2 separate regions of the Mus musculus genome follow, and region 1 is linked to region 2. The links are chromatin contacts, found by Hi-C or POLR2A ChIA-PET in ENCODE. All regions are on one chromosome and are shown on one strand. The core of a region is the stretch at or near the end of the contact, and the rest is flanking DNA. Distances in the headings are between cores, read along the strand shown. Region 1 holds the start of Tmem184b (transmembrane protein 184b). Region 2 holds the start of Csnk1e (casein kinase 1, epsilon).

What was found. A loop is a pair of places that touch in the nucleus more often than their neighbours do. ChIA-PET counts read pairs that join two places held with the same protein, here RNA polymerase II (POLR2A).
Region 1: a map of heart shows a loop between it and region 2 (4-fold over the local background). The contact joins the promoter of Tmem184b here to the promoter of Csnk1e in region 2. A Hi-C loop is called at or near these places in 16 of 37 maps with a recorded cell type or tissue (T-helper 2 cell, adrenal gland, gastrocnemius and 3 more). POLR2A ChIA-PET finds 5 or more read pairs at or near these places in 4 of 5 experiments (Patski and embryonic stem cell).

What each region holds. Positions count from the first base shown.
Region 1 is chr15:79,401,033-79,405,551 of GRCm38, forward strand. It overlaps Tmem184b (transmembrane protein 184b), which reads right to left and starts at 2,271. Exons shown (of 9, transcript NM_172608.1): 1 at 2,153-2,271.
Region 2 is chr15:79,439,741-79,444,305 of GRCm38, forward strand. It overlaps Csnk1e (casein kinase 1, epsilon), which reads right to left and starts at 2,317. Exons shown (of 11, transcript NM_013767.6): 1 at 2,188-2,317.

The DNA of each region.
Region 1 (4,519 bases), core at 1,021-3,520, 39 kb before region 2:
CTTACTTTCAAAACAAGAAAGGCCTGGGCCCTGCCTTGCCTAGCAGCTTCTACTCCAGGGAGCACATGGAGAGAAATGAGCACAGCGGGACTGGAAATAGCACCGAGCCCCTCTTGGGGAGAGGCCTGGGCAGGCCAGCTGGCAAACAGAAGCAAAGCCTCAAAGGCAGGGAGTCCTGGAGGGCCGAGGACACGGCTCAGCAGCACACTGCCTGCCCAGAGTGCCTGAGGTCCCGATCCAGTGCACAGGACCAAAAGAGGGGAAAAAATGGGAGAGAGCAGCCAGCCGACAGGCCTGGTCCACAGAACTAGGACAAGCTGCCCACTGATCCCCTCCCACCCGGAAGCTCTTCTCTCCTCCCTAGTCCAACCCCACCACCCTGGGAGCAATCTACAAGGCATCCCCCAGGATTACACAAGGACGCCCAGGTCACCTATGGCTCTTAGGGGAGTATTTAGAGCCCCACCACCCACACTGGCCAGTGGGGTCGCTATCTATGTCCACCTCCGCAGCAGACTGGGAGCCTCTAGAAGAAGGTATTAGATCCTGTTCCTCTGTGTTCTACTCCAGGGACATCAGGGAGAGCAGTGAGCCAGCAGGGCCGGGAGACAGCCCTCAGCCGGGCGCATAGTAGATGCTCAGTAAGTTACAAGGCAACTTGGGCAAGACCCAGGGATGAAGGATGCTACCAGAGCCTACTAGTCCCACACTGACAAGGGAGTCACTTAATCCCCATCCCGTCCCACCCCACCCGCCTTGACCTGCTGCCTCAGTTTCCTAACCCACATCTATGCCCGATACATTATTGGCACAGCTGCCCTGAGAACAAACTGGGAAAATACACATGGAAAGCAAGAAGTCTCTGAGGAATGTTAGTCACCCAGCTTTGGCTCGACTGTCCCTTTGTACTGAAGCCTTTTTTTTTCTTTTTCCTTTTTTTTTTTTTTTTTTTTTTTTTTTGCTGGCTTGTCCATCCCCCCCACCCCCCACCCCCCAGCACTGAATCCACCTCCATACTCCTCAGTCTTTTGTCTTCTGTTTCTGGAATCCCTGTGATTCTTTCCAATTCTGATTCTGCCCCAAGCACCTGAGAGCTCTTCGATGCCTCGATCCTCACATCTGTGTGCGGGGTGAGCACCAGTCTAGCTTCTGGGGCTCCCACACCCAAGGGTTCCAACTCCGGCCCTGCACAGAACTCTCAAGATACTCAGATGTGCCGAGCCCAAGGGCCCACCAAACTTGTTGACACGAAGAGGGATGCTGCAAACAGCCTGTCAAAAAAGCCAGACCGTGGAGACCTGCACCTCCCCCTGCTGCTGATGCTGGTGGGGTGTGTGTGTGTGTGTGTGTGTGTGTGTGTGTTGGCTGAGTCTGCAGCACTTGCCTCCAGGGCACAGATTGCTACTTCTCTCCTTACATAAAGCACCTGGCAGCCAGATGAATAATACATAGACCTTCACCTCACACCCAGGTATCAGGCAGGCAGACACCTGCTTTGCCCCACCAAGGCCTCCAAGGAGGGAGGGATGAGATGTCCCGCCTCATACAGTCCTCCAAGAAAGGATACAAACTAAAAATCCGAGCCCGTTCCCCAGACTCCCTAGCTTTGCCACTGCCTGGAGCTCCTTAGCCCCAAGCTAAGCATCCAAGCAAGGTGTCCAAGGGCGTGCCCAGGCAAACAGGCACCACACACCCAAACCAATCTCTAGGGTTCCTTTGAACACCCAGCATCCTGGGAGCCCCAGATCCCTATCCCCCTTCAAATCTACTGACCTGTGTGCAAAGCGCGCGCACACCCCCATTTACGCATGTACCGTCTCAAGGGCCGACCACCGGGCCAGGTCAAAGCCACTGCACTGAGGACCGACGTCTCCCCGCCCCGTTCGGTCGTGCCAGGCTGCAGCACACCCACCGCGGTGCGCACAGTCCCATCGGTAAGAGGCTGGGCCCCGCGCCGCCCACCCCGACTCCCCCACGAGCAGGTCCGGTTACACTCAGGGCCCCGCCACGCTGGCGAAGCGGGCACACCCACGGGCCGCTTGGGGGCCTCCGAGTCCCTGCCTCCCCGCGGGAAGTCCCCAGAGTGGAGTTCTCCCCAAGGTGCAGCCCCCGCCCGGTCCCCGTTCATCCCGTGCATCCGCCGCCCGGGTACCTCAGGAGCCCATGGCGCTGGAGACTGCAGGCGGAGCAGGCGGCGCCGCAGCCCGGTATCTCGGCCGCCGCTGGCGCGTCCCGAGCCCCGCCGGGTACCGCCGCGCCGCGCCTGCGCACTAGGAACGCCGCTGGCGGGGGCGGGGCCGGAGCGCGCCGCTGAGGTCACTCGCCGAGCCTTAAAGGGGCCGCGCGCTGCGAAGCACCACGCGCAATCTCGGGTCAGGAGAATGGTGAGGTCCTCTTGCAACTCGCAAACGCACCGCGAGAGACCCAGGGCCCAGGTTTCCTAGTCCAGTCCCACCCACCACAGTCCTGGGATGCACAGTCTGACCCGCGGGATACAGACTGTCCCGGACACTCGCGAGCTAGCTTGAGTTTCAATTCTCTGAAAGCCTTGTATATGCCAACGCTGAAGGTGAAACGAAATCTAGTTGACGTTTGAGACAGGGAGGGTGAGTGTGAGACTGTGGAACGGACTTCCACGGAACGTTTTGTATAGTTATGCAAAATGAAACTGCTCTAGTGGAGCTGCCCCACCTCATTCCTAGCAGCCTAACGAACCGATTCTAGAGGAGTCATTCCAGCCCCTACCCCACTTTGATTTGTGAGGTCCTCGTCTTACCCAGATGACTGAAATGTGTAATATGCAACCAAGTTTATTTTTATCTCCAGCTCCAAATGTCTACCGACGCCTCTTACTTAGCGGGCTCAGCTGCTTTCCCCTCCACACACATTTCTTCTTCACAGCATTCCCCAATCCCTGCTTCCAGTCTTCAAGCCAGAAAGTCTAGTATTATCCTTGAGTGCTGCCCTCCCTCTCCCCCTCGTCCCATCAGCTTGGGCAAGACATCCTGTATCCCTAGACTCTGACCTCCACACTACTGAACTGCTGTCATGTCCAGGCTCTGCCCAGGTACTGTGAGCATCTACTTAGCCCGATTTTCCAACCTTGTCCTCGGCGGGTCTGTGCCAATGTGAGAATCAGGGATTCCTTTAAAAATCCAAATCGTTGGAGGAATGCTTGCTTACCATTCACCAGACCCTCAATATAATTCTTTGCACCAAAGTAAACAAACAAACGAACCCACCCAAGATGAACTATATGGCACTTTGCTCAAAACCCTTAATTAGTTCCTCATGCCATTCCAAATGAAGCCAACATCTGCAGATCTCTGCACAGCCTTGATCCAGCATCACCCTCCGCAGGCATGCCTGGCCTCATCTCCTTTTCCTGAACACTGACCTCTTGCTTTCCCTACAACCAAGTACAAGCATTCAGCTTCCATGCCTTTGCACCTGCTGTCCCCTCTGCTGGGGCTACAGTTTCCCCAGACATGTCTTCAAAGTCTTGCTTGGCTGGCTTTACTAGGGAAGCTGAAGCAGGATTGTTCTGAGACAAATACCTCCTTCCCAGAGTAAGATTGCTGAGCCCCTCACCTGCAGTCCATAGTCAACATCTCACTGTGCCCTGTTCTCCTAATAAAAGTTCATTTCTAACACGTATCGATTGTTTTCCTATCTTATTATCCATCTTCCTAGTGAACAGACTGTTGCATTAACTTTGGGGAGATACGTGCCCCAAATAGGAAGGCACCCAAACAAACCAAAGATTCTACACATCTCCCTCCATGAACCTGTGAGTTTATTGGTCATACTATGGCAATGTGGGTGAGGGGTGGGGTTACTGGCATCTGTAATATGTAATTCCCCTCCCCTCACCCCTGTCCCCAAATGACCTTTGGGAGTTAAGAATTCTTGGGAGGTAGAAAATTCTAGAAGCAAGCCACTCCCATAAAGCTGGGGGGGGGGGGGGCTCATTACCCATGCTGGACTGGGACTTATTTCTTTCTTCTTTTTTGTTTGTTTGTTTGTCTGTTTTTAATCACCCTTAAGAAGCAACCGTTCACTCTTGCTCCTATAAGCAGCTGACAGACTCGTTGACTGTTCTTTAACCAAGCTAGATGGAGCAGAATCATTCCTTTATTCTGTGGTCAGTCCCTTCCCTGGGATGAGGAGACATTTGTTCATGTCTCCCCAGGAAAAGTGCATGCAGCAAGGATGAAGATGTCTGACAGTTTCTTGTTTCCTGATGAAAATTAGTATGCTGCACTGGGAGTACTGGCAAGCACGTACTGAAAGTATCTGTAACATGGACAAATATAATAGCTAGGTCCTAAGGGGGAAGCTCGGGGTACTTGAGGGGCCTGAGTTCAGCCCTCATGACTACATGACTGAAGGAGAAAACCAGCTCTGACCTAGAGGCACACACAGTGACATGAGTGCACACACACACACACACACACACACACACTAAATAAATAGATAAAATTTTTTCAAAGACAAAAAAAGCCAAGAATAGTAGCCT
Region 2 (4,565 bases), core at 1,067-3,566:
CTTCCTCAGATGAGGTGGAGGCCCCAAGCCCATGGATAACAAGGATTGGACCATGGCAGGGATCCCTCTGTACTGGCCTGGTAGAGGTTGGGTACCTGTGTTCCAGGTCAGCAAAACAGAAGACTCAATGAATGGGGGCAGGTTTGGGCTGCTGGGGAATGGGGAGGCAGGGAATAGTAAACTATGAGACAGGGAGACTGGTTCCTTGGTGCCTCTGCATGGTTACACATGAGCTGGTGTGAGGGAACAAGAGGGCACTCCTTTGGCAGATAGATGGGAACCGGAGCCCAGAGTGGCCTTGCTACCATCCCCACAGAAGCTAGCCAATGGTAGAAATCTCACCTAGGACCAAACAGGGGTCCAGCTGGCCCACCTGGTGGCCTCCTACCCAGAACTTATTTCACTCCAGGCTTGAGAAGTAAAACCCTTCGGTGAGACAGTGACTGCTGGCTTGCTTGGGGGTAAGGGGTGCTGACCCTTTCCCTGTGCCAAGCCTGCCCCCAGATACCAGGCCTGGAAGGAAACCAGGAGAGATTCACTGGGGCTCCTCCATCAGCCCCAGAAGCGAGAGAGCCAAGCCAGGAGAGACACCCTAGCCTAGTACTAAGTCCCCGAGAGCCACCACTGTCCTTCTACCAGCCACAAGGAAGTGGCTGCCGCTGGGTGCCAGCCAAACTCTGGGCTCTCCCATCATGGGTCTTTGCCCACATGGCTGAGTTGCCCTGATTGCCAAGAACAGGACTGCATATCTGCAGAAAACCCACCAGCCTGGCACCACAGGTCCACACATGGTCCAGCTTGCTAAGGGCACCCGCCAAGGGGAACATGGGAGTAGAGGCTCACACTTAGGATCCCTACAGGAAAGGGGGGGCTGGCTGTGTACTCACAAACACCCCCCCCCCCCAAAGCCGGGTTTCCACTAACGCCGACTCAGAGACCATACATGGCATCTGGGAAAGCCACAGGTTAGGAAAGGAACATAAATATACTGCATCCTATATTACATAAATACCCACGCCAGGTTATATAAATACCAGTGCCCTCTGTCTGGGAGTCTTACATAAATACACTGCACATGACCCCCCAAGCCCCTCTCCACTCACGGCTCTCTGCACAATCACCAACCCTGAAGGACCCTACCAACGCCAGGGTCTCCCCACCCTGGAGACCAGAGCCCTGGAGTCTAGCGTGTCCCAGCCCTCCTCCACTTAAAAGCCCCCCTCCACCGCCACCCCAAGAAATTGACTTTGGGGTGGGGGCTCCTTCAGGAAATCAGAGTAGCTTTCCAATTCTTCACTCTGTCCCTTACGGGAGGGGTGGGGGAGGGGAATAAACAAAGTTAAAAAAAGGGGGGGGTGGCCATGAGGAGTCAAGACTTCTCAGCTGGTTAGAAAAATTACAACTACAAGCAGCTGGGCACATGGGCAGTCCCGTGTCACCCTGCCATACACACACACCTCCTGACACACACACCACCCACCTTCCACAGGGCCAAGACCCTGGTCAATGAATCAGTAGAATAAAAACTGAAGGAATGCCCTAAACCTAGGAAAGGCGTCCCAAACGCAAGTATTCATTGGAACTGCACCCCCTTCTCTCTCTCTCTAGACCCCCTTTCCAAAGGGAGGCTATGCTAAGAAATATGTGGGGAAACTCTGGACAAAGTAGGGGGAGGGGGTGGCCTAAGTCGCAGCCCTGCCTCTGAGGCGCCCAGGCACCCAGCTTTCACAGGCTTGAAGCACAAGGCTGTCTCGCACACCGCAATGAGAAGCCAAGCGATAAATAACCCCCTCCCTTCTTCTCGCCACAAAGGAAAACAAAGCCGGTGGCCCGGGTGACCACGCACCCCATCACTTAGGACCCCCGCGCGCCCCCACCCTACGCGAGAACGGCCTCGGTGACCCGGAGCCCAGGACACAGAGGAGGGGCCGAGGCCGGCCCGGAACCCGAGCGCCCCCGGGACCCCAGCCAGGCCCCTGCCGCAGGTCCCCCGCCCCAACCCGGGGCCGCCTCGGTGCACCCGGCGGCCTGCGAAGCGCCCGTCCCCTCCGCGTCCCCGGCCGCGCCTTTGTCCTCACGGGCGGCGCCCCCAGCCCTGCGCGGATGCGCGTGTCCGCCCCGCGCTCGCGCAAAAAGAAAACACAAAGAGGCGGAGGGAACCCCGCTTCCCCGGCCCCCGATGCTCACCGCGCCGGGGCGGCCGCCGGGGCGGATGCCAGAGGATTCGCCGGGCCGCGGGCGCGCCAGCCTCTCCCCGGCCCGCTGCGCTGCGCTCGGCCCGGCCGGGCTCAGGCTCCGCGCTCCGCCGCCTCCCGCCGCCCGCCCCCGCCGCCGGCTCGCGCGCTCCCTACCCGCGCGCGCGTCCCCGCGGTTCCCATTGAGCCCCGGGCCCGCCCGCTGATGTCATCCCCCGCCCGCCGCCGCCGCCCCGGAGGATTTAAAGGGCCCGCAGCCCCCGGAGAGCGTGTTCTGACGCTGCCACCCTGGGTGAGGGGCACACAAAACTAAGATTTCCTATACTCAGGCCTTGCCCTATCTCCAGCCAAAGCTGCGGGGACCCCCGAGAGAATCAGCTGAGACTCCTGGCACTGCAAAAGAGATTTAGGGCTCAGTAGCCTGAAGGCTGTAGAGAACACTGGCCAGGGGCTTTGGGAATAAAGCATAGGGACTGAGGGGCGTGGACAAGGACCAAGGATGTGTGGTCAGAGAAAACTCCAGGCAGACACTTTTCTTTGCTCTGTCCTCTGCCGTTCAGATCCACTGTGACAGTCCCTCAGATTCCAACGTAGTTTCACCCATTGAGCCCCCTGCCCCTCACCAAGAACTCACACGTGAGTCAGGGACCCAGAGGTGCTCATTCAACAAAGTCATCCCCCAGACAATGCCTGAATGTCCTTAACTGCAAACGAGGAAGAAGGACCATAGCCTTCCCAGGTCATGGGAGAGTTAATGAAGGCTTCCCACCAGCTTCCAGCTCCACCATGGAAGGTCCCAGCACAAGGCTATTAAAATGATATTTACAGTGGGTCATGCAAAGCTCCAACTTATGACACACCTACATTCTCTCTCTACACACACACACAACTGTTACTGTGGACATAGTACCTCTGATCACCCCGGAAGCACATCTCAGAAAGAGTCACTTCATAATAACCGCATCTTCTCCCCGAGGCTGAGGAGATTGCTGGGAGACCTATAGACCAGGTCCTATCACAGGGCAGGAGGGCAGGATACTGTGGCCCAGAGAGGGCAAAAGGTCTGCCCAGGCCCACACAGCCCAGCAAGATGGCCATGTTCATCTGGTGGACCTGGGGATGCCGATCAGAAGACCAGGAGAATGAGGAGGAGCTGCCTCCAGAGGCCTCTGTGATGGTAAACCGGGCAACTGGCTCTCTCTGCCCAGGTGGTGGACTGAGCATGGCCCGCTTGGTGCTTTTTGGCTTTGCGTTTGTCAATTGATTCACAATTGGCAGGTTTTGTATGACAGGCCCGCATTCTCTCCTGAAGCCTTGGCCACGCAGGGCACAAATCCTCACCAGAGGCAGCTGGTCTGGACAGCAGTCAGCCTCAGTGGTCAGAGCCCAGGCCGTGGGGCCTTGGCAAGACTGAGCAGAACACAGCAAGCATCAATGTCCTCCTAGCAATGTTACCACCCAAACCTTCCAACATGGGCCCAGCTTTCCAAACGTAGGCCTGTTCTGCTGCAGCGCCAGGAGAGGCATTCAGCTCATTTAACCCTCTCCAGTGAGGACAGCAGACAGAGTTGATGTTCACTCTGTGGTTTCCAGAAAGGGAATTGGAGGTACCTCAGCCCTCACGCGGGGGTATGGATCAAGGGTGAACCTGTCTGGAGATGGAACTCAGCCAGCGCTGCCTAAAGCCACTCTCCTCCCCTTCTTGGTCATCGCAGGTCCTTTGGAACAAATCTTCCGTCTGGAGTCCACTGTCCCAGCTTCCCTTCCTCATCCTGTCACCTGCCCTCCATTTCAGGACTTGCAGCCTCTCCCAGGCCCACACCCTCCAGCTATAGACTCTCTGCTGGGTATCCAGGGGTAGCTGGTCTTAAAAGTCCCCAGTTCTAACACACACACACACACACACACACACACACACACACACACACACCAGGCCTTCAGAAGAGTACAGGGTGGCTGGACCTTCCTAGACTCCCTCTCCCAGATCTACCCCCCTTGGAAGGTGGCTCCCCACACAGCTGCCTTTTGCCTGAGCCTCTTCCTTCCTACACCCTCATGAGTCCAAGCTGTGAGCCCTCTACAGAGCTTTGCAGCTGAGCTCTAAGGGGAAACAGCCGTGACGCAAAACCCAGTGGAGGAGAGGGAGGAAAGGAGGGAGCCTTCTCCCAAACAGAAATCCTGCCTCATTCTAACAGCCAAGGGCTCCGCCTTCAGCTCCTCGCAAAGATCCTCCCCTCCAACTTCCAGCTTTCAAGCCCAGAGGTATAGCTGGATGGCATCTTTCCCGGGGCCACCCTCCGCTGACCCACAAGATGCAGGCAGACAAACCCAGCTCACCAGGGGCCACACCAGCTTTTGACAGTTCTGAGT